2 separate regions of the Mus musculus genome follow, and region 1 is linked to region 2. A link is a loop called in an ENCODE intact Hi-C map of the cell type or tissue named here. Cell type or tissue: left cerebral cortex. All regions are shown on one strand. Each heading gives the region's core, and the rest is flanking DNA. Links, peaks and the distances in the headings are about the cores only.

Region 1 (16,195 bases), core at 4,740-12,739, 450 kb after region 2:
ACACACATACACACAAAACAACAAAAACAACCAAAAAGATAAAAAGAGATAGAAAGGTTTTAAACAGCATTTGTAGAAAACAATAAGGATGAAATTTATAGAAAACTGAAGTGAATCTCTATCTTAGTTCCTTTCCTTACTGCTGTGACAAAAGGTCCTATGCATACCTGAGCTGTTAGCTCTCCTTTTAAGCAGTTCCCAACCGCTACCTGTGGGTGGCGCCAGTTGCACTCAGCATAGGTCTTCTTAGTAAATCTTCTTGGTCACTCCCTCACACACACACTCAGAGTTGTGTCTTCTAGGTAATACTAAATCAATCCAGTCCAGTTGACAAACAAGATCAGTTATCAACCACCTGTGAGTTACTTTTAAATTCCTCTTAAGCATAGATTAAGGTAATAAAATATAAGTTTAGTAATCCAAATTGATCCTTTCAGAAGATTTGATGGAAGACCCCATGAATAGAGATAAAATGCATAGGAATAAATGTCAAACATGGGAGACTTGGCCATAAAAATGTTGATATATGACAGAAAGGATAAAAGGGACATACACTTTTAGTCCCAGCAACAACTCTTGGGCCATTAATGCTGTAGATGACCTGACACATGCTGACAAGATATCTCACGAGATTATTATTTACTGCGCTGTTTTGAATTGTAGATAGGAACACGTTCACCATCTATTAGTGGGAAGCTGGTGAATGCAGTAAAATGGGGACTAGGGCACAAATGTAGCTCAGTGGGCAGAGCGATTGCCTAGCTCACAGAAGCCTTGGGGGCTCTCCCCTGTACCAGATACACCAGATATGATGGCACACTTCTATGATCTCAGCACTTAAGAAGTAGAGATTGGAAGACCGAGAAGGTCAAGGTCATCTTTGGGTATGTACCAAGTCTACCCCAACCTGAAAGTTTGTATATGTGTATGTGTATAATGGTTTGTATATGCTTGGCCCAGGGAGTGGCACGATTAGAAGGCCCAGGTGTGGTAGCCCTGTTGGAGTAGGTTTGTCACTGTGGGCTTGGGCTTTAAGACCTTAATCCTAGCTGCCTAGAAGTAAGTATACTGCTAGCAGCCTTCAGATGAAGATGTAGAACTCTCAGCTCTGCCTGTACCATGCCTGCCTGGATGCTGCCTGGATGCCTTGATGATACTGGAATGAACCTCTGAACCTGTAAGCCAGCCACCAATAAATGTTGTCCTTATAAGAGTTGCCTTGGTCATAGTGTCTGTTCATAGCAATAAAACCCCAAGACAAAATGTATGTGTATTTGTAAATGTAGGTATATTGTATATATCTGTTATGCATACAACACATATACTATGAACTATTTTAAATTACATATGGGTTACATTTTGATTTGACAAATAGTGGGTTTCCATACAACTATAGAAGAGAATAATAGAACTTTCTATATATCTGTCTAGAAAAGTCTCCAAGCTATAGTGTTACTTTTATAAGCAAAAGTTCTTATTTAAGAAGGAGAAAACAAGGACAAATACCTCCTACTATTTGCCAGCATTCCTTCCGTGGAAGGACACACCTAGAAGCGATCCTGGTAACTTGCAGGTAGGTAGCGGGCACTTGAGAGAATTCTTTAATTGTATTCCTTTTAATACATTAAAACATTTGAGCCAGCAGAGTCGCCCGACACCCGCAAGGGCCCACACAGGATTCCCCACGGGATCCTAAGACCTCTGGTGAGTGGAACACAACTTCTGCCAGGAGGCAGGTTCGAACACCAGATATCTGGGTACCTTCCCTGCAAGAAGAGAGCTTGCCTGCAGAGAATACTCTGCCCACTGAAACTAAGGAGAGAGCTAGCCTCCCAGGTCTGCTTATAGAGGCTAACAGAGTCACCTGAGGAACAAGCTCTAACCAGAGAAAACTATAACAGCTAGCTTCAGAGAGTACCAGATGGCGAAAGGCAAACGTAAGAATCCTACTAACAGAAACCAAGACCACTCACCATCATCAGAACGCAGCACTCTTACCCCACCAAGTCCTGGGCACCCCAATACAACCGAAAATCTAGACCCAGATTTAAAAACATTTCTCATGATGATGGTAGAGGACATCAAGAAGGACTTTCATAACTCACTTAAAGAAATACAGGAGAACACTGCTAAAGAGTTACAGGCCCTTAAAGAAAAGCAGGAAAACACAACCAAACAGGTAGAAGTCCTTAAAGAAAAACAGGAAAACATATCCAAACAGGTGATGGAAATGAACAAAACCATACTAGAACTAAAAAGGGAAGTAGACACAATAAAGAAAACCCAAAGCGAGGCAACGCTGGAGATAGAAACCCTAGGAAAGAGATCTGGAACCATAGATGCGAGCATCAGCAACAGAATACAAGAAATGGAAGAGAGAATCTCAGGTGCTGAAGATTCCATAGAGAACATCGGCACACAATCAAAGGAAATACAAAATGCAAAAGGATCCTAACTCAAAACATCCAGGAAATCCAGGACACAATGAGAAGACCAAACCTAAGGATAATAGGAGTTGATGAGAATGAAGATTTTCAACTTAAAGGGCCAGCAAATATCTTCAACAAAATAATAGAAGAAAACTTCCCAAACATAAAGAAAGAGATGCCCATAATCATACAAGAAGCCTACAGAACTCCAAATAGACTGGACCAGAAAAGAAATTCCTCCCGACACATAATAATCAGAACAACAAATGCACTGAATAAAGATAGAATATTAAAAGCAGTAAGGGAGAAAGGTCAAGTAACATATAAAGACAGGCCTATCAGAATTACACCAGACTTTTCACCAGAGACTATGAAAGCCAGAAGAGCCTGGACAGATGTTATACAGACACTAAGAGAACACAAATGCCAGCCCAGGCTACTATACCCGGCCAAACTCTCAATTACCATAGATGGAGAAAACAAAGTATTCCACGACAAAACCAAATTCACACATTATCTTTCCACGAATCCAGCCCTTCAAAGGATAATAACAGAAAAGAAGCAATACAAGGACGGACAAGCAATCACGCCCTAGAACAAGGAAGAAAGTAATCCCTCAACAATCCAAAAAGAAGACAGCCACAAGAACAGAATGCCAACTCTAACAACAAAAATAAAAGGAAGCAACAATTACTTTTCCTTAATATCTCTTAACATCAATGGACTCAATTCCCCAATAAAAAGATATAGACTAACAGACTGGCTACACAAACAGGACCCAACATTCTGCTGCTTACAGGAAACCCATCTCAAGGAAAAAGACAGGCACTACCTCAGAGTGAAAGGCTGGAAAACAATTTTCCAAGCAAATGGTCTGAAGAAACAAGCTGGAGTATCCATTCTGATATTGAATAAAATCGACTTCCAACCCAAAGTTATCAAAAAAGATGAGGAGGGACACTTCATACTCATCAAAGGTAAAATCCTCCAAGAGGAACTCTCAATTCTGAATATCTATGCTCTAAATGCAAGGGCAGCCACATTCATTAAAGACACTTTAGTAAAGCTCAAAGCACACATTGCACCTCACACAATAATAGTGGGAGACTTCAACACACCACTTTCATCAATGGACAGATGATGGAAACAGAAACTAAACAGGGACACAGTGAAACTAACAGAAGTTATGAAACAAATGGACCTGACAGATATCTACAGAACATTTTATCCTAAAACAAAAGGATATACCTTCTTCTCAGCACCTCACGGGACCTTCTCCAAAATTGATCATATAATTGGTCACAAAACAGGCCTCAACAGATACAAAAACATTGAAATTGTCCCATGCATCCTATCAGACCATCATGGACTAAGGCTGATCTTCAACAACAACATAAATAATGGAAAGCCAACATTCACATGGAAACTGAACAACACTCTTCTCAATGATACCTTGGTCAAGGAAAGAATAAAGAAAGGAATTAAAGACTTTTTAGAGTTTAATGAAAATGAAGCCACAACGTACCCAAACCTATGGGACACAATGAAAGCATTTCTAAGAGGGAAACTCATAGCTCTGAGTGCCTCCAAGAAGAAACGGGAGAGAGCACATACTAGCAGCTTGACAACACATCTAAAAGCTCTAGAAAAAAAAGGAAGCAAATTCACCCAAGAGGAGTAGACAGCAGGAAATAATCAAACTCAGGGGTGAAATCAACCAAGTGGAAACAAGAAGAACTATTCAAAGAATTAACAAAAAGAGGAGTTGGTTCTTTGAGAAAATCAACAAGATAGATAAACCCTTAGCTAGACTCACTAGAGGGCACAGAGACAAAATCCTAATTAACAAAATCAGAACTGAAAAGGGAGACATAACAACAGATCCTGAAGAAATCCAAAACACCATCAGATCCTTCTACAAAAGGCTATACTCAACAAAACTGGAAAACCTGGACGAAATGGACAAATTTCTGGACAGATACCAGGTACCAAAGTTGAATCAGGATCAAGTTGACCTTCTAAACAGTCCTATATCCCCTAAAGAAATAGAAGCAGTTATTAATAGTCTCCCAGCCAAAAAAGGCCCAGGACCAGACGAGTTTAGTGCAGAGTTCTACCAGACCTTCAAAGAAGATCTAATTCCAGTTCTGCACAAACTATTTCACAAAATAGAAGTAGAAGGTACTCTACCCAACTCATTTTATGAAGCCACTATTACTCTGATACCTAAACCACAGAAAGATCCAACAAAGATAGAGAACTTCAGACCAATTTCTCTTATGAATATCAATGCAAAAATCCTCAATAAAATTCTTGCTAACCGAATCCAAGAACACATTAAAGCAATCATCCATCCTGACCAAGTAGGTTTTATTCCAGGGATGCAGGGATGGTTTAATATACGAAAATCCATCAATGTAATCCATTATATAAACAAACTCAAAGACAAAAACCACATGATCATCTCATTAGATGCAGAAAAAGCATTTGACAAGATCCAACACCCATTCATGATAAAAGTTTTGGAAAGATCAGGAATTCAAGGCCCATACCTAAACATGATAAAAGCAATCTACAGCAAACCAGTAGCCAACATCAAAGTAAAGGAGAGAAGCTGGAAGCAATCCCACTAAAATCAGGGACTAGACAAGGCTGCCAAGTTTCTCGCTACCTTTTCAACATAGTACTTGAATTATTAGCCAGAGCAATTCGACATCAAAAGGAGATCAAGGGGATACAAATTGGAAAAGAGGAAGTCAAAATATCACTTTTTGCAGATGATATGATAGTATATATAAGTGACCCTAAAAATTCCACCAGAGAACTCCTAAACCTGATAAACAGCTTCGGTGAAGTAGCTGGATATAAAATAAACTCAAACAAGTCAATGGCCTTTCTCTACACAAAGAATAAACAGCCTGAGAAAGAAATTAGGGAAACAACACCCTTCTCAATAGTCACAAATAATATAAAATATCTCGACGTGATTCTAACTAAGGAAGTGAAAGATCTGTATGATAAAAACGTCAAGTCTCTGAAGAAAGAAATTAAAGAAGATCTCAGAAGATGGAAAGATCTCCCATGCTCATGGATTGGCAGGATCAACATTGTAAAAATGGCTATCTTGCCAAAAGCAATCTACAGATTCAATGCAATCCCCATCAAAATTCCAACTCAATTCTTCAACGAATTAGAAGGAGCAATCTGCAACTTCATCTGTAATAACAAAAAACCTAGCATAGCAAAAACTCTTCTCAAGGATAAAAGAACCTCTGGTGGAATCACCATGCCTGACCTAAAGCTTTACTGCAGAGCAATTGTGATAAAAACTGCATGGTACTGGTATACTGACAGACAAGTAGACCAATGGAATAGAATTGAAGACCCAGAAATGAACTTGCACACCTATGGTCACTTGATCTTCGACAAGGGAGCTAAAACCATCCAGTGGAAGAAAGACAGCATTTTCAACAATTGGTGCTGGCACAACTGGTTGTTATCATGTAGAAGAATGCGAATTGATCCATTCTTATCTCCTTGTACTAAGGTCAAATCTAAGTGGATCAAGGAGCTTCACATAAAACCAGAGACACTGAAACTTATAGAGGAGAAACTGGGGAAAACCCTTGAAGATATGGGCACAGGGGAAAGATTCCTGAATAGAACAGCAATGGCTTGTGCTGTAAGATCGAGAATTGACAAATGGGACCTAATGAAACTCCAAAGTTTCTGCAAGGCAATAGACACCGTCAATAAGACAAAAAGACCACCAACAGATTGGGAAAGGATCTTTACCTATCCTAAATCAGATAGGGGACTAATATCCAACATATATAAAGAACTCAAGAAGGTGGACTTCAGAAAATCAAATAACCCCATTAAAAAATGGGGCTCAGAACTGAACAAAGAATTCTCACCTGAGGAATGGCAGAGAAGCACCTGAAAAAATGTTCAACAGGGAATGTTCAATCAGGGAAATGCAAATCGAAACAACCCTGAGATTCCACCTCACACCAGTCAGAATGGCTAAGATCAAAAATTCAGGTGACAGCAGATGCTGGCGAGGATGTGGAGAAAGAGGAACACTCCTCCATTGTTGGTGGGATTGCAGGCTTGTACAACCACTCTGGAAATCAGTCTGGCGGTTCCTCAGAAAATTGGACATAGTACTACCGGAGAATCCAGCAATACCTCTCCTGGGCATATATCCAGAAGATGCCCCAACTGGTAAGAAGGACACATGCTCCACTACGTTCATAGCAGCCTTATTTATAATAGCCAGAGCTGGAAAGAACCCAAATGACCCTCAACAGAGGAATGGATACAGAAAATGTGGTACATCTACACAATGCAGTACTACTCAGCTATTAAAAAGAATGAATTTATGAAATTCCTAGCCAAATGGATGGACCTGGAGGGCATCATCCTGAGTGAGGTAACACATTCAGAAAGGAACTCACACAATATGTACTCACTGATAAGTGGATATTAGCCCAAAACCTAGGATACCCAAGATATAAGATACAATTTCCTAAACACATGAAACTCAAGAAAAATGAAGACTGAAGTGTGGACACTATGCCCCTCCTTAGAAGTGGGAACAAAACATCCATGGAAGGAGTTACAGAGATAAAGTTTGGAGTTGAGACGAAAGGATGGACCATGTAGAGACTGCCATATTCAGGGATCCACCCTATAATCAGCTTCCAAATGCTGACACCATTGCATACACTAGCAAGATTTTATCGAAAGGACCCAGATGTAGCTGTCTCTTGTGAGACTATGCCGGGGCCTAGCAAACACAGAAGTGGATGCTCAAAGTCAGCTAATGGATGGATCACAGGGCTCCCAATGGAGGAGCTAGAGAAAGTACCCAAGGAGCTAAAGGGATCTGCAACCCTATAGGTGGAACAACATTATGAACTAACCAGTACCCCGGAGCTCTTGACTCTAGCTGCATATGTATCAAAAGATGGCCTAGTCGGCCATCACTGGAAAGAGAGGCCCATTGGACTTGCAAACTTTATATGCTCCAGTACAGGGGAACGCCAGGGCCAAAAAAAATGGGAATGAGTTGGTAGAGAAGTGTTGGGGGGGAGAGTATGGGGGACTTTTTGGATAGCATTGGAAATGTAATTGAGGAAAATATGTAACATAAATAAATAAATAAATAAATAAACAAACAAACATTTGAAACCATGTGTGTGTGTTTCATACTCTCTCGAACAGTGTACTCATAGAAACCTGGATATCAACCTCTGGCTTTTATTATACACACTCACGGGGACACTCAAGCACACATGCATACACATGAACACATACACACCTATAAAAGACATACAAGAACGGGTGCTACGGATGCTAAGGGCTTTGTCTTTCCACATTTAATGTTGCCTTCTTTAAAAAATAATAAATAAATAAATAAATAAATAAATAAATAAATAAATAAATGTATGTTCAGAGGAAGTATCCACACAAAATACTTAGAGGACAGTACCCATGGCTGAGATGGCTCAGTGATTAAGAGCACTGACTGCTCTTCCAGGTCCTGAGTTCAATTCCCAGCAACCACATGGTGGCTCACAATCATCTGTAATGGGATCCACTGCTCTCTTCTGGTGTGTCTGAAGACAGTGACAGTGTACTCATAGAAATAAGGTAAATAAATCTTTAAAAATAAAAATAAATAAATAAATAAATAAACGTTTAGAGGAAATATCCACACAAAATACTTAGAGAACGGTATCCAGGGCTTTGTCTCTGTATTGATTTGGTGCTTGCCTAAGAGGGTGACAGGGTGAAGCCACTAAGAAGCACTAATGTATGTGTATGTGTGTGAGTGTGTATATGTGTGTGTCTGTGTATCTTGTGTGTGTGCATGTGTTCCTAAAGTCTGGCTGTCAGAAAACACTTCATGCTATTTTTTCTGGATAGTCCACGTCATTAGAATACTTAAACTATCATCTTGGGCGGTTGCTGGCTATTTCGCCAGACTAGATCTAGGTTTCTGAAGTGTGTTGAGTCCCTGCAGCCTGTAGAGATATTTAGGGAGAAGGCAACATTAAATGAGGAAAGACAAAACCCTTAGCTTCAGTAGCACCCATTCTTGTATGTCTTTTATAGGTGTGTATGTGTTCATGTGTGTGCATGTGTGCTTGAGTGTCCCGGGGAGTGTGTATAAATGGAAGCCAGAGGTTGATATCCAGTGTCTTTCTTAGTCATAGATAATTTTTGAGACAAGGTTCCTCCTTTAACCTGGAGCTCACCAGGCTAGACTGCCTGGCCAGCTCTGAGGGTTTTTCTGCCCACTCCCTGGTTCTGGATTACAGACTTAGGCCACAGCACTAGGCTTCTAAAGTGAATGTAGGGCTTACAAGCTCAGGCGGGTTGCAAACAAGCCATGGTTGCTGAGACCCCTTCCCAGTCCTGGGGTTATCTGCTTTTATTGTGAAAGTGCACATTCTGAAGTGCCGTTTCTGAACCTGCAGCTGCAGTAGCCTGTGCAACACAATGCTCCTATCAGGGGAAGCCATCGGTGTTCGAGCAAAGACGTTCGTTCTCATTCTCTACACATCAATTACCTCTGATTAAAGTTCAGGGAAAGATGCGTCTACTTGGGTATCTGTATTTAACTGATTGCAGCCGTAGCGGAATGCCTCATTCTGTCCTTATGTTTGAAGCTGAACTGATGAGAGGCGACATGTGTAAAATCGTAAAGATTGCAACCTGTGTTTGAATGGGTATGAATCAGAAAGTAAAGAGGGTAGGAATTTCTCCGTGAGTGTTAGTTTTCTTTAAACTATATATTTAAAGGGCGCCAGAAAGCATCACGTTTTTCGTTTGGAGAAGAAGAGTCCTGGGCTGCACCCCAAGCCTCAAGCGCTTGAGGAAGTGTGTGGAAGGTTGTGCTACCTCTGCGATTGTTTCAGAAGGTTGCTGCCACCTATCGGCGCCTGTGAGTATCTGCACTCGTGCTTGTTTGGAGGAAAAGAAAACCCAAACAGAATCGGAGGGAATTAGGTGCCAAGAAAGGTGAGTTTACGAAATGAAAGCCGATAATCGGGGGGGGCACAGCGAAGGAGATCGGTCCTCTAAGCCAAGAGGTACAGCTCTTTCCCCTGCCCTAAAGGTGAAATAAGATAATCTTTCACAGACCTGATCTCGGGGAAAGGAGACAGCCAAAACAAAAGCAACCCCACCCACCAGTGGCTCACAACTGCTCCTCACACACTGCAGTAAGCGCCTGACGGCTTAGCCCCTGTTTACACTCACTACAATAATTGCAACACGACGCATAATGTTCAAATTAGTTCTGAAAAAGTATTTGTTCCACTTGTTTATATCCTCTAAATCCTTGAATCTTTGGACTCTGCTACGTGGAGGGAACTTGGCCAAGGGATCTTTTTAAGAAATACATCTTATAAGAGCCTTTCGGAAACATCCCCAACAAGACATCATCAAGGCTGTGTGTGAGGGCTGACTCTCTTCAGGAATCAACCAACTAGACCGTGGGAGCCCAGGTATGTGGTGAAACACTGCTGGGTTGTTTCCAGATGAGTCTAATGTTTAACTCAATAGACCAGGGACAGAGATAGTTTCCTTTACTGCGAGCTTTTCTTAATGGAAGGCAGACTCCTTTGCCAACAGCGGCTCTCAAACTAGAACACAGGTTTTCCTTGCCTTTGATTTCTAGTGGAACGCCAGCTCTTTCTTGACCTCAAGTCTCAAGCTGGCAGCGGGCTGAAGGTAAAGTATCCGCACAGGGTCTCCTGAAGGCCAGCTCGCCTGCTGTTTTGGAGTAGTTTCAACCTCCATGATCATGTGAGTCAGCTCCTCATAGTAAGCGCCCATGTCCTGTTCTCTTGCAGTTCTGGAGAACCTGATTAACTCACTGGAGTAAAGCATTTCCAAGATGATGTATTCAGAGTCCACATCCCCAAAGAAGTCTCAGGCCAAGCAATTAGCAAACAGAGAAACTGAGAGCCAGACCCAGGGCCTTTTGGCTTTTTCTGCCTTCTCTGTGTTCACCCCCATTTGTTCACAGGAAGCAATCGCTGAACACAGCTGACACTTTGAGGTTCTTGAATGCTTTGCAGTAACCTCAGTGATAAAATCTACACCCAACATCTCTGTCCCTCACAACGTGGTAGGTAGCCTTGTCATCTGCAGCATCACATTCTCCTGGTTACTGTCCCGCATCATCAACTGCCCCGGCTTCGGTGGTCTATGTTTTACTTGTGTCTGTGCCTACAAAGCTCTTGCCTAGATCTCTTCGCCTTCCACATTTTGTCTCTTCCGTGCTGCCTGTATGTTGACTTCCACGCTCATATTTTTAATACCAAAATCATCCCAACGCTCCAGATTTGTATAACTGGGCTGTCCCCAGATACCGAGTGAGTAATTTAAACTGAACACTGTTGCACACACAATGCAGTGCCTGAGTGTCTCCTTGCAAGTCCAGTCTAGTTCCTATTGGATGCTTGTACGCTCATCCCCACCGTAGCATAAGCTATTTTTTTTTCTTCATTCCTGCTTTTCCCCAAGCATCAAAAACTAGACTTCTCTGTAAGCCTGGGACAACTCGGCTTCAATGCTTCGTCCTGAGGGAATTGCTGGCCTGTCACTACTGGTCACTAGGCTTGAATTCTTGCATTTGGTACTGTTCAATGGTACTGAAGATCACCCTCGGCATCGCACATGCTAAATAAGTGCACATAGATTCCGGTCCTTTACTGACTAAGCTCCTCCCAGCTCTGCTATCTGTCTTCTTGCCCTGGTTGTTTCCTTCATAGCCCTTTTCGCTGGCTGAAATAGTTTGTTTTTACTTATTTGTGACCTCATCCCACCCTCGATTAGAACATAAACTCATCTTGTTTTCAACTGTTTAATGAAAAGTAATAGATGCTGGATCCAGATATATTGCATAAATAGCAGATGAATCCATTTCTCAAAAGATGTCTGGAAACGTTTAAACACTGTTTTTTTTTTCCAGTGTTCCCAGCAGAAGACAGCAAAAGAAACAGCGTCTTGTATGGTGTCTCTGGTCGACTTTGCCCTCACTTTGCCATTCTTAGGTATCTGAGTTTTCAAGGAGTAGCCCGTCTGTCCTACGCCCTGTTGTTACCACCTATTTGGCTTAATGTATGTCCAATGGTTGAAGGAAGAAATCTACCTTTAAATGCTGCAAATTAGCCCTTCCCATGAAACCAGGGCAACATCACATAATAACATCCATGAAATAACATCTCACTCTAACGGCCAATAAATACCAAATCTAATCACATGACTAGTTTGATTTGTCGGAGATCGAAGCTGCTTATTTTTTAATGAACTTGAATATACACGAACTCCTCTGCCTGACATCACTACCTAGTAAAAGCTTCCGTTCATCTCACTTTGGTTCCTCCGAAAACCTGAACACAGGCACCATGATACACAGAGCTCAAATGATATACTTCTGTGAATCTAAGAGTTCTAAGATTAAATCTGGGATCCCAATTGGTTAGATGATGTAGGATCATGGACAAATCTCTTAAAGTTCTAGAACCTAGGTAAAATACCCCTAGGACTTTTTTTCTGACTTTCATCCAGGCTATTTCAAAGGACCCCATGAAATAATGCAAAGTAAACGTTCCCTTTCAAGCGCATGGGAACATGAAAGCTTGAAGTAGAAGTTAAGCGCCTGGTGTGTTGTGGGTGCCAGCAGTACTTCACGGTGGGCATTTGTGCAGCTCTGCTCTGTGGGATTTCTTAGAATATAGTTATCTCCACTACATGAAATATGTATAAATTTGAGACAAGAAGGAAGTCATTGGCGCCTCATTTTAATATCTGAAGCAGTTACAGGAACAAAGCTTTGCATATGGGAGCTGGGAAGCTCTTCAGGGTGAGTTCACCCCATGCCTCATCTTCAAGGTTAATATGCTGTGTCTCCATGTGCTCCAAAGACAGTCTCCAGCTTGACGTTTGTGTATCCAGGTCCAATGGCTTCTCGGCCATCCCATAATGCCCCATTTACGAATGATTCATTATAGATTAAAGAAAAATAACAATAGCACACATTTGGCCTTACATCTCTTTGGTTTTCTAATGGTATTTCACTACATCTTGGATCTTCCTACATCCATTGACAATCAAGGCAACACCTAGAGTCATTCTCAACACACTCACCTGATCTAGATTTCCTGGTATGATCCTCTTCCCAAGTACTTCTAGGTTGTGTCAAGTTGACAGTTAAACTACCCAATATAGGTGCCTCTCTTAGGCACTTCATCCATGTCAGAGTTTCTCACTTCACCTGAGCTCACTGATTACACTAGGTTTGCTGGCTAACAAGCCCCTAGCATGCACATGTCTTTGTTTCTATGGGATTAGCACTACATTTGTGAGTCACCATGCCAGGCTTTGGAATGTGGGCTATGGAGAATTGACCTAGGTACTCTGATGATGGAGCAGTCTCCCCAGTTCAAGAATAGGGTCTTCATTCAATCCATTGCACTATATATGTGTGTATGTGTGAGTGTGTATGATCTTGAGAAACATATATATGATCATACACATATGATGCAATTAAATATGTATGTATGGTATCATACACATACATATATATAGTATAATGGAATGTATACACACACACACACAAATGGTTTAGTATGCAAAGTCCTGTGTGATATGTTCGTATGATGCAATGGCTAATCTTGGTTGTAAACTTGAATTAAGATGTGGACATAACTAGGAGAGACATCTCTGTGTGTCTGTAAGGACATTTCCAGAAAGGACAAATTGTAGGGGAAAGGTCCTCCTGCTTCAGACAGGGAAGTACTTTCCCGGCAGGTGACGCAGATATAGGGAGGTCTGAGAAAAAAGTGTTCTCTGCATTCTTGTTCCTGCTTCTTCCCAGTGAGTGAGTCAATTCGTCACCCTTAACTGGCTGCTGGTGTGGCTGCTGCCATTCTCTGCTGGCAAAGTCCCCTGTCTTCTGCCTTCCTATGTGACCTGAATACCAGTTCCTTAGCAGGAAATTTTCTACATTTTCAGCATGAGATTGAGACGTTAAGCTGCTGAGGTATCCCGCTTTTTGGTTTAGTATCTAAAATGTTCTCAGTCCTTGCAGCATACAAAGGATTGGAATACTCAGTGGATGGTGGTATAAGCCAATCTAATAAACTCCCAACTCTGAAAATGTGAACTTCTTATTCTATTGTTTTTGTTCCTCTAGAAAGCGTTACCATTACCTAATCCAGATGGTGTCTACCCCAAGCTCTGCAGATAGGAGCTCAGAGCCCATGCTCCCTCCCTTGGGTCTCAGGGCCTTCACTCCACCTCCCTGACAGACTCTTACAGCCTCAGCTATGTCATCCTTGTCCTGCAAACAAGACACCAGGAAGTCATGCCTTCTGATATCCAATTTTACACAAGGCTATCCATCGGTTGATTGCTGAAGTCTCTTATACCATGATTTTCATTTCTCCCAGCTTAGACTATCACAAGGAGCTTTATCAGTAAGCAGACCCTGCCTCTCAAAATATTGGACAGAAGGCTCAGAATGTGGTTAATATAGGCCAAAAGGACTGAGTTGAAAGATCTGTTATGAGCACTGGGCATAAAAAATTAAACTCACATGGAAGTTTCGGTTACATGGGAACAGAGAAATCCCAGATAGAAATAATTATGTTGTCTATGATTTATTGAGTAATCATTATGTCGAATCCCATGTGTGATGTATTTTTATGTACTATTTCACTTTATAAAGCGCCAATAAAAAATCTGTTCTATCTATCTATCTATCTATCTATCTATCTATCTCCTTCTACCATTTATTTATGTGTGTATATATATATATATATACATATATATATATATATATATATATATATATATATATATATATATATATATATGTAGTCTATTGCTACCATATATGTTTGAGTGTATGTATACAGGTATGTATGTATTATGTATGTATGTATCTATCTATAATCTATTTCTTAATTATATATATATATCATCCACTTATCATCACTATATTATCTATATATCTATATTATTTATTAATGTATCCGTGTAAGTATGCTGCCTATAATCTGCCTATTTACATTTGTCTATCTGTGTATCTATCTGCATTTATATAGATCAATATTGCCAGCTGGGGATCCAGCTTCATGGTAGAAGCACTTTCCTAGCAAGCATAAGGCCTTGGGTTCAACCCCCTGCACTGCGAAACGAAATGAAAGGTGAAAATTACTATTATCATCCAACAAGGGTTAGAGACATTTTCAACTTGTTCAAAGTCATGCAGTTGATCTGGAGATCCAGGCAGTGCGATCTCATGTCTCCCTACCATGGTAGAACTATGCTTTCCCACCATCCCCAGCTCTTTAAAGTTGCCTGTTATCCCTGCTTTACTCTGCCCATGGTCTTTCCTAGTCTTCCAAGCAAATATGTACTCTGCCCCCCCCCATTCAAAAACACTGTTTTGAATTCCCAAAGAACACGAGTTCTGAATCTACTGGGGCACAGTGACTACTCACACATTGGTCTTATCCCCATTGAGCTGCACAGCCCTTGCTTGAATCAGCGTGGTGGTGTGCCCACTGCAGGTGCTCAATTAGTGTCTGTGGAAACTCCAAGAATTAGAAGGGCTCTGACGTTTAAAGCAGGAGAAAGTGCATCTTCTTAGATTCAGCAAATCTCCACGGGATGCCGGTTATGAGCCAGCAGGGACAGTGTTAGCTCAGTCACAAGCAGAATGCAGTCTTTAATTACAGGGAAGGCAAGTCTATCCTCAATGAGCTCTAATGAAGAGTGCTATCAGGGCCATCAAAAGGAGGGATCAGAGTACTGCTGCTCTTCACCGATCAAGTGCACCTGAGGATGATATTGGAGCTTGAAGAGGTTTTCCAGGATAGGTGACCTGTAGGCAAGCCTTGAAAATGTAATTTGTGTTCTACAGATTAGGCTATAATGCAATAAGATCATTGAGCAAAAATAATGAAAGTGTAGAAAAAAAAAGGTGCAAGCTGTGTTTGAAAATTATTGGCAAACCTATGTGTATGTGTGTGTGTGTGTGTGTGTGTGTGTGTGTATAGTACATGCCTGTATGTGTAAGGGTTGAGAGAAAAATATCACATGATGAGAATGGATAAGCAGTGAAAAGAGACCAACTGTGAAAGATAGCAGTACCTACTGGAGAGTTTGAATTCTGTATGATAAGCAAAAGGGACTCTGGAATGACTTGCAAACATATAAGGAAAATGATCAGGTTAGTGTGTTCAAAGGGTAATTGTGGGTCTATGATGAAACACAGAAGGAAATGAATAGTTTTATCCACCTATCAATTACCCTTACCTATACCCATACACATTTATGTCAGCATCTACATTTATCATCTATCATCCGCCCTTCATATCTCTAACTATCTATGTTTTTCTGTCTTCTACTATCTATTTATCATTTGTCCATGTCTGTCTGTCTGTCAATCTATCTGTCTTTCTGCCAACCTTTCTGTCTATAATCTATCTACTCCAGTGGTTTTCAACTGGGAACAATTTTGTCCTCAAAGGAGATTTGACAATCTCTAGAGGCAAAATGTTGAGTTGCCACAACTTTGGTAGAGGAAGGACTGCATTCCTTGCATCTAGTAGGTAGAAGCCAATGATACTGTTAAATTCCCTACCACACACAGAACAGCCCTCAGCATCAAAGAATCATCCATCCCCAGTAGTGTGAGGAAAGAAAACCTCTTGTCTACTTACATATAGAAACTG
Region 2 (16,195 bases), core at 5,373-13,372:
GCTGATAAAATAGTACTCCCTCAAAGAACTAGTTTAAATGATTCATTTTGAAAATTGGAAACAATTTTACTTTTCAAAGAACATCTGAGTACTTTATACACCTAACACTTAAAAGGATGCATGATTTGATAGGATTATTTCAGCTCTGTATGCACAGAGTTGTTGGCTCACTATCTTACATTAAACCCAGTCAGACCCACGTCTTCCCTTACTACTGATGCCTGTATTTGCCAATGTTCTTTCTATTACAAACAAACAAACAAACAAACAATAACAAAAAGACTAATTTTAAATTTTTCTAAGGCAAGTCAGTATTTGCTTCCAGTAGATGGCACTGCAGAGCAAGCCTTTATAGATGTAGTAATTTGTCCCTTTGATCATGAAAATCATTATTTATTCTGTTATGAGGTCATATAAAGAGCTTACACGGTGACACCAAACACATAAGGGACTTTGTACTGTGTTCTGTCACTGACATCTCATCTGTACACCTTAGCTGGGCACTTGCCAATATAGTGGACTCCCTGTTGCTGAAGTGACCCACCATGTATGAAACCACTTTTTGATATTGGATTTTACCTGCTTGTTTTAATTTGGTTGGCTTATTTTATATGTTCAGTGGGACTGCATACATTTTCACGGTGTCAAATTTGACCTCATTCAGGTTTGTTAACACACACAGGGGAAGGATAGTTCTAGAACCAGAAACAATATCCCTGACCTGTATGTGCACACACACACACACACACACACACACACACACACACACACACAGTGTTTCAGGTACAGGGACTTAGTTGGATCTCAGATTGTGTATCAAATGTCAACAATGTTTCTTAAAACCATTTAAAAGGAATGTCATACATGATATTGGCTGGTAGTTATTAAATGCTATCATATATAAAAACATACCTAGAAGAGTGTCTGGGGTAAATTAGGTATAAAATATCCACCTTGGAGCTGGGGATATGGCTTAGTTGGTAGTGTGCTTGCCTAAGATGCAAAAGACCCTGGGTTTGATCACAAGGACCTCATTAAAATCAGATGTGGTGCTGTTTGCCAGCACTGATCATCCTTTGGTATATAAGTGAGCTTAAGGTTAGCCCAGGCTATAAGAAATCCTATCTCAAAGTAAAAGCCCCTCTTTTTTTCTCCTCAGAGAGTAGAGGAATACAAAGGGCCAGAAGCAGAAAGCGAGCATCTATATCTTTCCACTTAATAGTACTTACCAAATAATCTTAGTAATCTTTCTGGATTCCAGCTCTCAAAATGGCTGGACCTGAGCCTTCAGGACAGGGAACAAGTTTTCCAAGAGAAAACATTGTGAAGTATGATGTATGCGTCACTGTCATCCTCCGGTGTTCAAGCCAATAGCTGTGAAAATCCTAAGTGATCTTTGTCCGAAGGATTTTCAGACTGACACTCTATAAGCAAGCTCTTAGCTTTTTCAGCAAGTTGTCCCATGACTTTCTAGGAACCATGTACTTTTAAAACATTTCGTTTATGCTTGCCCCTTCTTTCTTTCTTTCTTTCTTTCTTTCTTTCTTTCTTTCTTTCTTTCTTTCTCTCTCTCTCTCTCTCTCTCTCTCTCTCTCTCTCTCTCTCTCTCTCCCTCCCTCCCTCCCTCCCTCCCTCCCTTCCTTCCCCCTTTTTCTTTTTTTAAAAACTCTTGTCAAAGGAAACAGAAATGTCTCCCCCCCCCCCCCCCCAAGACAGGGTTTCTCTGTATAGCCCTGGCTGTCCTAGAACTCACTCTGTTAACCAGGCTGGCCTCAAACTCAGAAATCCGCCTGTCTCTGCCTCCGGAGTGCTGGGATTAAAGGTGTGCGCCACCATACCCGGTTCAGAAATGTCTTGAAATCACACAAGTAGCCATAGCAGTAAGGAATCTCTAAAATTTCTACAAATATATGAGATTATATGCAAATATATGAGGTGGTTATATTTTGTGGACATCACTATAATGAATGCATTAATAATTCTTTATCTATGTGAGGATGCTCTCTGTCTCCAGGTATTTTTCAAAAATCACCTTCATGACTGGTACTCTCACCTCACCCCTGGACATGCTAGAGGCAAGGTAAAACTTACACAGTCATGGTAACAATAGGAGGGAAGTCCAGAAAGAAAGACATATGATCCAAAGAATAACTTCCCAGGATAGTCAGGTGAAGAAGAGCCTATAGATCTGTTCACTTGATTTTTCTTTTCTCTCTTTCTGTGGCCCCGGAGTTTATGCTTTGCCCAACTGTGTGGAACTGGTAGTGATAGTGTCAGAATATTACAGAAAGCAATTTGTGGCTATGGGGTAAAGCAGACCACTAGATAATCTTTGGAGTCATAAAAGACTTTTAGGAACATCCAACCCTAACCCGGTGTGTTTATTTTAACTACAGGGGGAAACGCAGTTAGAGAGAGAAGCCGCTGGACTCCCAGAGGTAACACAGATAAGTAATGATAAAGCAGGGACCAAGGTCTCTTGATTCCTAGTACTTTGGCCAAGAACTGTAATGTTGACAAAGGACTGAAAAAGGAGAGAGAGAGAGAGAGAGAGAAAGAGAGAGAGAGAGAGAGAGAGAGAGAGAGAGAGAGAGAGAGAGAGAGAGAGAGAGAGAGAGAAGAGGAGAGAATGTAGACTTGGTGAGTTAGAAGGCTAATAGAGTGTTCTCTTATGTGGTCTAAGAGGAAACAAGTTTTGGGGTAAAGGTCCTTGGAAAGAGAAGATTGCACACATTTGTCAAATATTGGTTTTGGCTGTTAGCTCTCCTGCTTGTATGTAAGCTTCCATGACCTGCATCTTTAAGAAATATTTAGATACAAAGAGTCTGTGGAAAGTGGATTCTTCCTTGCTTTTGAAGGAAATGAGCATGTAAAAAAAAATGACTACATGCGGCTCAACAAATACACAACACTTATTTATTACTTATAACGCAACAAGATTTAAACCACTACATGCCTCTAATATAAATATAAACACACAGTTTTTTTTTTTAACCTTGTAAGTTCTCATGACATGATTCTTAGGAATTTACAGAATATAAAGGAGAAACTTTTCCTCTGTGAACTTTTCTAATTTTTTTCTGTGACATTAGAGAAATGGAAGAGCATATACATATCTTACAGTTAACAAAACTAATTTAATTACTTTTTAACACAGTGGTGAAATGAATGGCTTAGCCAGAATTTAGGAATGCAAGAGCATATATAGTCAGTGCTATCAGAGACTTATTTGAAGGGAGATTTTTCAGAAAGTGTTAATTATTTTTTAGTGAATCACTTAGTACTATTAATCGTGAGACTGAACATGACTTCTCCTGAGTTGGAGTGCATTTTGTCTTTGGAAAGGCAGTCTCTGCTTTCTCTACTTCTTTATTTCTTGGCAGTGGTTACTGTTTTATTGATTTGGAGTGGGTCCCGCATTTGGAGTCACACATCCCTAAAGGGTCTGGTTGTGAAATGAAAGTGGAAATTAGACGGCATTGGAACGGGACGAAGGAGTACCTTTAACTTCGGAGGGAACCTGCTAGCCACTTTTCATTGCCTTTTGGGTGCCCTGGGATAAAAGTGGGAGGTGGGTTAAAAAGAAACAAAAAACAAAACAACAACAGCAGCAGGAGCAACGATCACAAAGAAAAGCCAAAGGACATAAGAAAAGCCATGTGCCAAGAGTGAATTAAAAGTAAAGGATATTGAACTTGGAGACCGTTTGCTGTAGACATCATTGGAGTAATTTGTGTAAACAGTGCGGCCACTACGTGCAGTGACAGCGCAATGTTTTTTATTTCTTAATCATGACAGGTAGATAGATAAATACACAAATGAATGAATGAATGAATGGGTGGGTGGAACTCCGCGCCATTTGCTATAGATCCTTGGGCAGAATTACATAATGTGGGTCTGAATATCAACCATATAGAGATTGCTTAATTACTTTGTCGAATCAGGTAAGATAATCAGGTGTGTGTTTAAAAATTTTGATGGAACAACGTTCAGTGGGCAATCGTAACTTTAAACCAGGAAATAGACCCGCAACCCTTACCGCGTTGGTAGGTTACAACTCAAGCCTCGTGGCTGGTGGACTGATAAAATTCTATTTCCTTCCAAAGGGGAGCTGCCCGGAAGTCCTGGTAGGGAAGCTGGGAGCTAGGTGGGCGGTCTAGGACGCACAAAGGAGTTCTGCTGCCTAAGGCGTCCAACGCAACCACAACCTGAGGCTTTGGAGAGTTGGGTTGGACAACCTAGTGTGAGTTGAGAGCTATTCCGGTCTAAGAGTGCTTTGCGCTTGGTTATTGGGGGGAGGAGGGAGGGAAGGGGGAAGGACAGGACCCTGACCACTCCCCTGGACGGAAGCGCAGGTTGGGTCTTGTGGGTCTAAGCCTCTAAAGGTGACTTTGAGCCTCTTTCCCACCTCTTTCTGAAGGATCAGCTGCGAGTTGAAGGAGTGAGAAGAGGTAAGTTGGGACTTTGAGACCTAAACCTGGACATACACTCTGGAATCCTCGGATTCTTCACCTGAGACCACCTTGGGTTAATAAAAGAAGCAGTTGCGGGTGTAGATGGGATGAATAATGTTCAGGGACGGGATTAATTTATTTTTGAGAAGTTTCTGCCGTCAGGAGTCTCCGACCTTAAGGATGATGAGCTCAAAAAATACATTGGTGTTCCTAAGAGTTGGACACCGGGAAGCTAGCTTCGGGAGTGGCAAACTCCGGCGGGTGATAAAAGTGTGAACCTCAGAGAATACTGATAAGCGAATGACTGGGGCCTTCAGGGTCTTAGATGGCTCTGTACTAAACGGAGGTGTATGGGCAAGGCGAGACGCTTTAGAGCTAAAGAATTCTCTAAAATGTGAAGGAAATATTCTCAGACTGGCAGGGCTCAGTCTTTTGTAACTTCCACCACGCTTTCCGAATCTCTGACTTTCGCCCACCATTCCCTCCCACCCCCCACCCCTGAGGCCCAATAATGGCGAGAGCCATTTCTGCGCTTCTCCCTTCTAGATTCTTCCAGATGACCTAAAGCCTCATAGTTGGTGATGTCTCCCGCGCAAAGTTAGCCTCTGGCCCCGTCACTCTATTGGCGGTTCCTAGCCCTCACCACTCCCTAGGGAACCACGTGTGGGAATTTCGCTGGGATGTTAGGATCAGGGAGGGTGACTAAAAATCTCAGTATGTAGTTGTTTTTTCGGAGAGTGGTGTAAGGGATAGGTGGGCAATAGAAGACTACGGAGTGGAAGATTTTTTTTTTTTTTTGAAGTCGGGGTTGTAAAGGCAAAGACCTTGAGCAATTGTGTCTTCTGTTTCCTAGTCGATAGAACCAGCTCTATATTCGCTCTACTGCTTCCCAGCTTCATAAACGGTGAGTTTTGTCTACCTGGGCATCTCCAGCTTTTCTGTATAGGGGACATTTCGTTTGTGTTCCGTACCACCATTGCGCCCAAGGCCCGGGAAGCTCATTAGCCCTTGCGCCACGCCCGTGAAAAAGTGCGGGTAGACCCCGCAGATCAGATTGGGCGGATCTTCCGCTCCATTCCTATAGATCATGAAGGACCTGGTTTTTCTTGATATGGGCCAGGGAAACCCCACCCTACGGGAACCTGTCCTGGCCAGGTGTCCCACCAGAAGCCCAGCGAGCTTCGTCACTCGCATTCCTGTAGATTGCAGCTGGTAGATCCCCGGCAGTCCAAACTTAACTCCCAGCATTTTTGGGTGTGGTACGGGCCCAAAGAAAACCTCTTCTTCTCTCCCCCAAGAACAGATTTTTTTTTTTTTGAGAGTCTTCATATAAAAGCACAATTAAAGTACAGGGTGGGGTAGACCAGACGGGACCTTCGATTTTGTTTTTAGGGTCCCCCATTCTCCTCACTTCAAAAACTCTTGGACGGGTAAAGCACGAGATTATGCTCTAGGTAGACCAGGGGATTGCAAACCTAGAAAACAAACAACAGCTGAGAAATTGGGGTGTGAGTCCAGTTGTCGGGGCAAATGGGTGTTCGGGTACGCTTGCGGTGTGAACTTTCTACGGATCACTTGTGGAGGGAGTTGAAGGAAAGGAGGGAAGGGAACCGCCCCAGGGGTCCTCGTGGCGAGGTCCGTGCTCACTGGGGGAGGTGTCTACCTATGCCTGGGCGGGGGGAGGGGGGAGAGGCGGGGGGAGGCGGGGGGGGGCGGTGGGCGGGGGGAGAGTGTCACCTTGTGGGCGGGAGAAGGAGTCTACCACGAAGAGCAGGCTAATTGGCTCGAGACATTTTGCGAGCATTGGAAAAAGGTCGTTGAAGGAGTTCGCTCTACAGAGAAAGAGAGAAATCTTAAAAAAGAGTGCCGGGCATGCGCATAGAGAGGATGCCATATTGGAATGAGGCTGTAGTGGGAGCTGGAGGACCCGAGCGGGCGCGCTAGGGAGGCGGCGGGTAGAGAGCGAGCGAGCAAGAGAGGGCGGGTGAGCCGGACCCGCGCCCACTCCGGTCGCCCCCGGGGGCCAGGTTCCACCATTCCTGGCAGGACAAACTTAATCAGGTAGGACGCCGCCCCAGACACGGTCCCCTCGTCCAACCCGGCCCGCGAGCAGATCTCTGGCCCGCAGGTTGAGTGTGCCGAAAGGCGTCTTTTTTTTTTTTTTTTTTTTTTTCCCAGTTTAGTTTTTTTTTTTTAAAGAAGGAAGCTCGAGCCAGTCTGGGTGGAGGGGGGAGGCGGGGGGTTGGGGAGGAAGGAGGAGAAAAACCGAAGCGCAGAGGCTGGAGAGGAAATGAGAAGCACTTGAGCGAAGCCTCTAACTCCTCTCTGCGCTCTGGGTTGTCATTTTTTCTCATTCCCCACCCCCTTCCCCCCGACTCCCGGCTCTGAAAAGCCAGGCCTTGCGGGAGTCTGTCCGGAGTTGCAAAGTGACCTCGTCCTCCTCCGGGTGCAGTCTGTTCCCTCCCCGCCGCCCACCTTCCTCGTTTATGCACTCGCTTTAGCGGCGCAGCCTCCTCTGCCACCTACCCCGGGTTCCCGCGTCTCCTCGGAGCCGGGGTCTCCCTCTTTTGGTGTGCATTGGGGGGGGGGGGGGGCTAGGAGGTTGTAGAGAGGAAAGTGATGGCGTGGAGAGAATTGGAAAGCAGCAAGGGTGGGGTAGGGGCTGTTCCCAAAAATCGCGCAGACGTTTGGAATCGCCGGATTGGAAACATTTGCCTTGTGCAGCGGAATTGAAATTGTCAATAGTAGTTTCGGAGCGAGCTCTAGCAAGGACGACCTTTTTGTTCATTTTTATCACCCTTTGAAGTAATATCCTGTCACTTGGGGCTTTCTTGTGTACACTCATCCTGCCCCTTTTCAGAATGTCTAACAGGATCGAGCTCTGGAGTTTATTTATTTATTTTTATGTGCGTGTGTCTTGGTGAAATCCTCTTTAAAAAAAAAAAGCAACGGCAGGAACTGCTGGATGTGTTGTTTTTTTTTTTTTTTTAAATTTTTACCTGGAGCGGCTGAACGGGATTAGGCTGGGAAAGGGAGAACATTTGAGGGGTGGGAAGCGATTGGTTTTCTGTGGCCGGACACAGGTCCCCAGCCCAGTCAATACTTGTGTTTTCTTGGAAGCGCTACAGCAGCGGGGAAGGAGTCTTTAGACACCGTGCCAGTTCCAATATGGCGGGCTAAGGTGGCTTTTAAAAACTGAAAATAAAGGTTTTGAGGTGGGAAAAAACCCAACTGAAGTGGCCACGCCTTAGTTTCTACTCTCTTTGGTTACTCCAGGAGCTGCTTTAGCGAATTAAATAGGAAAAAAGAGGTGGGGCGAGGTATTCCAGTTTTTTCCGTGGTTTATCTGTACGAAGTCCATTGCTAGAGGATCTAGGGTGGAGGGTTGCCTCGGGCCAGAACGAGGGTATCCAAGCGCAACTGCCTGGTGTGTGTGCTTGTGGGGTCGTGTACAAACTCTGCACGTGCAGTCGGTCGCTAGGGTGTGTTTAAAGAAGCCCCCTCCCCCACGCCAACGTGCGTACGAGTCTCGGAACCAGACTCTGCCACGATCTGACGTGACAAACTGCTGACACGAGGTGCATCATCCACGAGGGCAGAGGGAATGATTAATTTCCCTTTTCTAGGGGACGTGTTTTCTTTCTTCCTCAGCGTTGAATCCTGCGTGGAATGGGCGGAGCGAGTAGGTGCTTATTATTATTATTAAAGAGACTAACTGTCCAGGGTACTCGGTTCAATCGGGAGGGCTGCGTGCAGCCAATGGGATTTTGTGTGCTGGCGAGATTAGGTCTGAGGCACATTTAGTGATTGGCCCTTGTTTTGCTGCACTCTCCGCAAAGGTGAGTGGTAGGGGGCCTAGTGGGGGAAGTGCAGACCTCCCAGGAAAAGGCAAACAAGGTCAAGCCTTAGAGTTGCCAGGTCACTTTCGATTTTCCCGTTCTAAGCAAGGTGAGGGCTGGGGAGTGCATTTTAGGAAGGAATTGTCCCTTGCCCAGTTTGGCCACCCACTGGACTGCTGTGAGTGGCGCCCTCCATCGGAGCTAGGATGTAGTCTTGGAGCGCTAGGGAACAGTTTGCATCTAGGGTCTGGGTGCGTATGGGGAGGTCTTGAAGTGGAATTCAGACAGAAAAATTGGAGTCACTCTGGGGGTTCTTAGGAAAGCCAGCTAACCTGGACCTGGAAAAAAAGGCACTCAAAGCAAGATTGTAGTAGCCTAACTAGGGACAGGGTCCCCGACAGGGGTCGCCCGTGTCCACGACGCAGCAAAGGAGTAGGGTAGAGCCGCGGGTCCAGCAGAAAAGACCCTAGGAGAGTGGGCGTTAGTCACGCGCCAGTCGCTTGTGGTCTCTGGTGAGGGCTCCTCTGGGAGGAATTTACTCCGCCAGCGACTGTGAAAGCGCAAGGGGCGAGGTCGGGAAGGCATTTTTAAAAAAGGCACCGGCCAGGTCTGTAGTTACTGCGACAACGTGGTCACTCGGCAGTTTCAAGAAGCCAGAGGGTGATTCTATTGGGTCACTCAGACTCTGCAAAGTCCGGGGGTCCAGTCTGCTCACGGTGTCGGGTGGATGGAAGATAGGAATTACAGACCGCAGGGAGACCTGAGCGATTGCTGGCTGGCGGGACAGGATGCATTTCGTCTTCCCAAGCGGAGCGCGCGGCGCGTTCCCGGCACTCCCAGCCTGCGCGTAGGCACGTCCTCGGGGAACAGCCGTGGGTTCTGTTGAGGTGGGGACAAACACAAAATGGTTCTGTGTTTGTAAACTGCAATTTCAACCATGGTTCCCTCCCCTCTTCCTCCGCTGACGAAGGCACAGCTCATCTGAAGGCTTCGAAATCTACAATTTTGCATTGGGTCGGCCCATGGAAGCGAGGATCCAGTTAATTCCAAGGAATATTCCAGAGGATTGTCGCAGGGCCCAAGTGTTCCCCCTTTTATTTTTTATTTTTTCCATTGGGAGCGGTGGGAAGAGGAGGAGCTGAGTGCAAGCGACCATCGCTACACAGAGGGGATTTGGGGCACTTGGAGTGTAGTACCTTTGCGCATTAAATCAAAGGGAGATCTCAGAAGCCCTGTGAGGGCTCCTCCTTGATGTCAGTGCCGCATCCAGGAGTTCAGAGTCAACGCCAGGAAAGTCTGGTTTCGGGAGAGTGCCCAAACTCTTGAGTTTCTCTTGTGGAGTTTTAGGGATATTGAGGAGTTGGATGGATGAGGTAGGATTCCAGGAAGGAGCGGCTAGGGACATTCGTGCACCTTTGGCTCAGTTCCTGGACTTCTAGTTCACTCTGTTAGCTCCCTATTTTTCCCATGTGCCTGGCCACCGCGCGGTTTGGGACACCCAACCTGTAGATGCCAACGGGGAAGGGAAGCTCTTTCTTGGCCCTTGGTTAGGGAAGCTACTTTGGATCAGTGCCCACTGATCTTAGATTGTAAACCATGGTCAGTGCCTGCCACTCTCATCTCTCCATCCTGGTACCATAGTCAAAAGAGCTGGCCTGACTACCAAATGAATGGATTGAAGTTCTAGCAGGCATTGAGGGGGGAAAAGGGGGCTAGCTTCTTTTCTGGGGAGATGGTAGTTGAGCTGTTAGGTAGTGGGAAACAGGGAGAGAGGCTTTGGTGTTTTAAAGGAATTGTTGGCCAGGCTGTCTTTAAGACAAACATCTGTGACTTACTCCCAACTGAGTATTGAATTTGCATTCCTTGGGCCCCTTCAAGCCATTAAAAAGAATGCCCTTTAGATCTTTATAACTTAGCTTTCCTTTGAGAACCTACCAATTCACCTAACTTCAAGGGGCAGGAAAAATGTACACATTTCATAAGTCCTTTGTACAAGCTCCTTCTGCTGTGGGCAAGACTTATTCCTAGGCCAGTGTCAAGCACAGTGTGTAGGGATGGCAACTGGGCAGTCTGCATCTTAGAAAAACAGCAGCAACCAACTATTGCTCTGTAAATAGTAACCTAGACCTGTTTATGTGACAAATTTAGGGTGCTTAGACCATGAGCCCCACACAGTTTGGCTGAGAGATATTATAGACCATATTAAAAAACGATGGCCTTTTATAGGCATAAATAACTAGTTCCATGATTCTTGATACAAGAAAACAAAACCCCAGAGATTCCAAGACCCCTTTCTTTCTTTCTTTCTTTCTTTCTTTCTTTCTTTCTTTCTTTCTTTCTTTCTTTCTTTCTTTCTTTCTTTCTTTTTTTCTAATCAAAAGCTTTGCTGAGTATGTTCATCAAATTACTTTCCTGCCCACTCTAGCTGAGGTGACTTTTTGTTGTTTTTCTTCATAGCAATAATACCCCCAAAGAACTCTGGGAAGGAACAAGAAGTGTTAACATTGCTATGAGCTGAACCTAAATACATGCGATTCCATTTTTCTTAATATAATTAGGTTTTGAATGTAAATCCATGGGATTGGGGATTTAAGCTCAGTGATAGAGTGCTTGCCTAGCAAGCAAGCGCAAGGCCCTGGGTTTGGTCCTCAGCTCTGGAAAAAAAAAAAGACAAAACAACAACAACAACAACAAAACAACGACAACAACAAAAACCAAGGTAACTGAATGTAAATCCATACATCAAAACTCAGACCTTCTGGGGCTCACATTTAAGTCTACAACTTTGTGTGCAGATGTCGGAAGAGTTCTGCCTTCTTAAAAAATTTGTTTTGAACAAAGAAGGTCTACAGTTGGGTCTAAATACCCTCCAGTTTGGATAAAATTTTCTCTCTGTATTTCAGGATTTGGAACTTTTGTGTTTATGTAATACTCCAGGGCTCAAAAGGGCGTTCATCTTGTTACAAAGCAGAAGCTCATAAAGGACCAGAACGATACTGAAAATGTAACTCAGAATACAGTGTATGCCCCATCCCCAAATCTCACACCCATATTGCTTTAGTATTGACTCGGTATCTCTGATCTATAATTGCAAGAAAACTTAGGGGAAATTATATGTTCTGCCACAAACTGGAAGTGTATCCTGTGTATTCAGTTTGATAACTCAGGAATGTCTGCCTCTGTATATAAGGAAAATTGTTGATAGGAGGGGAGAAGAAAAAGTTGGGACGTGTGGCCTCTAGTTTCAGAGATTGATGGCTCTGTTGAGCTGTGTGACCTGGGATGAATATAGTTACTGAGTTTGAGCCTTCTTGTTAACAAAAGGGCATCAGACTGGAGACTGACTCAGTGATGACCAGGTTACCATGAGGGACCAGGAACAAAGAGACAAAGGCTGTGACCTGACACACTCTGTGCTAACATGCTCAAACTATGCTTGAGCCTCACGTCCCCAAAGTGTAGTAAAACACAACTGGCCTTAGGTCTGAGAGCAGCTGGTGAGTTGTAGGTCACTGGGCAGAGTGAGTGCTGTTTATTGTTGAGTGGTATGAGAGCCACATGAGGCCTTGCTTTGATTTCTGCTCAGAGAAGTAATGTTCAGACCGGGCTTTGTGAGGCTTCTTTGAATGCAGCTCATGAAGAAATTAATGCCTGGGTTGATTTGAGTGTACTCGTTGCTAGGTATAAAATGGACCTTCCCAGAAAGCACTGCATGCCCCTCTTCCAGACCTGGTGGAGGTATTAAGACTGCCTTGGCTAATGTCTGCATTGTATCTTGGTGACTAGGGCATACTGGTAGCCAGTGAGAAAGTATCCTCTATTTACTGGAAGACTCAAAACTTTCTATCTTCAGTCCTGGCCACTGGGCTGTAGATCCTTTATAAGATCAGGGCATTGCTTTTTAGATTATTTATTTATTTATTTATTTATTTATTTATTTATTTATTTATTCATTTAATGTATGTGAGTACACTGTGGCTGTCTTCAGACACACCAGAAGAGGGCATCAGATCCCATTACAGATGGTTGTGATCCACCATGTGGTTGCTGGGAATTGAACTCAGGACCTCCGGAAGAGCAGTTAGTACTCTTCACTGCTGAGCCATCTCTCCAGCCCTGTATGTTAGGTATTTAACTCAGTGATGAAAAGTCTGATTAATGCGGACCTCATATCTTCCTTAGTGCGTAACTATAATGTATAGTGATGTTATATCTCTTTTAACTCACTGCTCTCCCATAACTTATTGGCTGGACAGAGAGAGGACAGCATCTTTTCAGAAGAAAGTTGACCTGACAGTGTGCCTACCCCACACTCCCTGCTAAGCTCAAAGTTCTATCCTGAGCCTCTCTTTACAACACACAATATACTTTGTTTTGTTTTGTTTTTTTTCGAGACAGGGTTTCTCTGTGTAGCTCTGGCTGTCCTGGAACTCACTTGTAGACCAGGCTGGCCTTGAACTCAAAAATCTGCCTGCCTCTGCCTCTGCCTCCTGAGTGCTGGGATTAAAGGCGTGCGCCACCATGCCCGGCTAACAGACAATATATTAACCTTCCCATTTATACTGATTTTCACATAGCCAACACTTACTTCTTCCAGAGGTCCTGAATTCAATTCCCAGCAACCACATGGTGACTCATAACCATCTGTAATGGGATCCGATGCCCTCTACTGGTGTCTGAAGAGAGTGGCTGTATACTCACATACATAAAATAAATAATAATTCTTAGAAAAAAAACCCTGACCTACAGGGAGAAAGATATCTTTCAGTTCATTATTTCAAATCTTTGTATCTAAAGCCCTCGACTCTTGTTTTGGGGTTTGTGGTTGGACAAAACATCATGGTAGTGGGTGTATGGTGCTGAGTCTGAACACCTCATCATATATATGATACATGGTACCCAGAGGAAGGAGGCAAGACAAGAGACAGCTCCCAAGAATGTGACCCCAGCGATCTAATTCTCTTATTAAGCCTTGTCTGACCTGTTTCCAGAGCCTTTCCAAATAGCCCCACCAGTTGAGAATCAACCTTTGAATATATGAACCTCCCCCTCATATTGAATATATGAGCCTTCCCCTCATGAGGAGGGGGGTCGGTTCATGTACAAACCATGACAACACTAGTGGCTTTTCTTAAGTACTATGCAATTTTTACACACTGGTGAAAGAAAGAATACGTCGTGTTTTTCTGACTTTCTGGGAAAAAATAGTTTAAAATAGAATTTTTTGGTAGATCATTTGTAAAATAATTTGTAAATTGTTAGAACCCTTATAAGCCAGAGCAAATTTTGTGTTGTTAGTGTAGTGGAGGAGGGTGGCCTGGAGATTTCCAGTGGGAAGGGATGGGGCTTAAAGATCATAGGACGTTTATTTATTTTGTTTATCATTATTTTTTCACTCTTAAGCACACACACATGTGTGTGTGTGTTTGTGTGTGTATCCTTTATAAAGCCTATTCTTAAATCAGCTTTCTTCCCTCCCTTTCTCCCTCTCTCTCCTTCCTTCCTTCTGTCTTTTTCTCTTTCTGTTCTTCCTTCCGTCCTTCCTTTCTTCTTATCTGCTTTTGGCCCAACTTTTTCTTTAGTGTGCTGTATTAGTTCAACACACATCCAGTAATCTTATTGGGGGAGGGGAAATTAGGGGCTCTGGAAGATTCCCGTGAAACACCAGAAAGGCAGATTGTGATAGTGGTTATCAGCGTGCCTTCTGCATTGTTAAAATGATCATTGTTAAAATCTCCTTTTACTTAAGATAGGCTTGTTTTTATTCTGAGAGTTTTTTTCCCCCTACAGTTTTATTCCCTGAGAAAAAGAGATATCAGGCTGTGCCTTCTCAGACCCCTGGTAAGTGTAGTCATTTTACTTTCTTTTCCTCACATTTGATCAAAACTAATACATGCACTGAATCATGTTACTGGAGTCTGGAATTCCAAGTTCAAGTTCCAGCAGAGTCTCTTATTAAGCCTATTTGAAGTGAGCACCAGGTCCCTTTGACAGAGAGCATCCATCTCTGAGGAGCTGGAGATGAGTTTGTGAGTGTCATGGGTTAATATGGTTGTTCAAAAATGTTCTTAATGGAACAGCTGCATATTTAAATATCTGCTGTTTGCCAGCCATGGTTCTATTCTGTTGTAGTATTCCTTTTTTTTTTTTTTTTTTTTTGAGACAAGATCTCATTCTGTGGCATAGGCTGCTGGCCTTGAACTCTTGGGAGACTTGTTGCTTCAGCTTTCTTCATCCTGGAATTACAGTTGGGAGCCAGTACAGAAACTGCTTACAGTTCTTCATTGGAGAGAGGGAGGGAGAAGGAGAGGGAGAGAGGGAGAGAGAGAGAGAGAGAGAGAGAGAAAGAGAGAGAGAGAGAGAGAGAGAGAGAGAGAGAGAGAGAGAGAGAGAGAAGAGAGGAGAGGGAAGAGAAAAGGAGAGAGAGAGAGAGGAGAGAGGCAACTTTGGGAGTTGTCTCAGGCACTCTTCCCTTGGTTTTTAAGACAGCCTCTCTCATTGTCCTGGGACCTGGATTAACTAATCTGGCTAACCAAACAAACCCCAGGGATGCACTGTGTCTACCTCCTGAGTTCTGAGATGACTAGGGGGAGCTATCATGCTGGACTTCCTCATGTTTGCATTGCAGGCACTTTGCTGAAAGACATCCCCTGAGCCCTCCCTTCAAATATCGTAAGTAACTAAATGGAAAATTTATTGCGGAACTTAAAATGTCTGATTCTTTTCTTTTTTCTTTTTCATTCTGATGTCTGTCTCCAGAAACTAAGCTACATCTCAGGCAAATGAGAGGTTTTCTCCCTTATTTCGTAGAAGAGAAAATTGAGGCCTTCTTTTACTCTAGTGCATTCTTTTTCATTCCCTTTTTGCCCTATTTGAGAAGGCTTCCAGAACAGTCTGTTTTGCAGCTGACAGCCCAGTACTTGGAAGGGTTAAAATGTGGAGGATTTCATGTTGGTAAGTGGTATCACTATGTCTAGTGTATCAAGATGGTCTGAACTACCACCCATGGGCGGAACGTGGCCAAGTACAGCTATGAATGCGGCCTGACTCAAAACATTACCATGTATTTGCTCTCCTTGTGAGGATCAGCTTTTGGTATGATAGTGGATGACAGTATGTTCTTGTGTCATGAGGCAGGACAATCTGTCTTTGGTAAATTCCTATATGTTTTCTAAGTTCTTTCTTAAGTCAGTTAGGGTCTTTGTATTTACTCCGCATAAATTTTCAGTTTACTTAGTTAAGTTCCCATGCATTCAATGATATGATTTATTAAAACTGGATGTATATGCAAATTTGTGTCTTAAACACACAGAAGCACCCAGACTTGTGTAAATTCCCAGCCAGATGGTGGAGCTCTTCAGACTTGCTTTCTGATCAAGATTTTAAAGAGCTTGCTCCCAAGGCTGGTGTTGGTTGCAGTGTTCTGGCTGTCTGCTTGAATTGCTTTCGTGTATGTGTCTACATGGTCTGTGTGGGTTGTGAGTGGTATATGTATATTTTATTGTGTGGATATGTGAACGTGTGTCCATGTGTATGGAAATGCATGTGGCGGTCAGTGGTTTGACTTCATTCTCATTAATGATGGGATTTCTCACTGCCCCAGGAACACACTGGGTCAGCTCTTCTTGCTGGCCACCAAGCTCCGAGGACCTGCCTCTTCCCCTCCATAGTACTGAGACTATAGACCTGGCCTGTTATGTAGGTACAGGGGTACAGGGGATACGAACTCATGCCCTCTTATTTGCATGGCAGGCACTGTCTTGGCCCAGAAATGTTTCCTTATTGTAAGCTTGGCTGACGTCATCTGCCAGGAGCTGTTGCCGAGCATCTGTCTGGTTTGAAGTTCTCAATTTATAAGCATCAGCCAGCACATTGGACCCTGTCTATTAGACAGTACCTATG

What was found. Hi-C counts contacts between places; a loop is a spot of excess contacts. Peaks named below come from ENCODE experiments on the same cell type or tissue, not always from the same donor. Only the 100,000 strongest peaks of a DNase experiment are listed, where the experiment ranks them.
Region 1: a loop joins it to region 2, with 6 times the contacts of the local background. A loop is called at or near these places in 11 of 42 quality-filtered maps.

The regions. Positions count from the first base shown.
Region 1 is chr2:10,816,362-10,832,556 of GRCm38, forward strand. Gm31729 (a long non-coding RNA gene) reads left to right here and starts at 9,384. Exons shown (of 5, transcript XR_865970.1): 1 at 9,384-9,461; 2 at 9,583-9,949; 3 at 10,123-10,175; 4 at 10,298-10,575; 5 at 11,422-11,961. In left cerebral cortex, for the core only: a CTCF peak has its summit at 9,377; a DNase peak (open chromatin) is centred at 9,352; H3K4me3 peaks cover 408 bases.
Region 2 is chr2:10,366,102-10,382,296 of GRCm38, forward strand. Sfmbt2 (Scm-like with four mbt domains 2) reads left to right here and starts at 4,350. Exons shown (of 23, transcript NM_001198808.1): 1 at 4,350-4,451; 2 at 14,084-14,134. In left cerebral cortex, for the core only: CTCF peaks have their summits at 6,380, 8,657 and 12,963 (motif pointing left); DNase peaks (open chromatin) are centred at 5,562, 6,355, 6,835, 7,200 and 4 more places; H3K4me3 peaks cover 3,260 bases.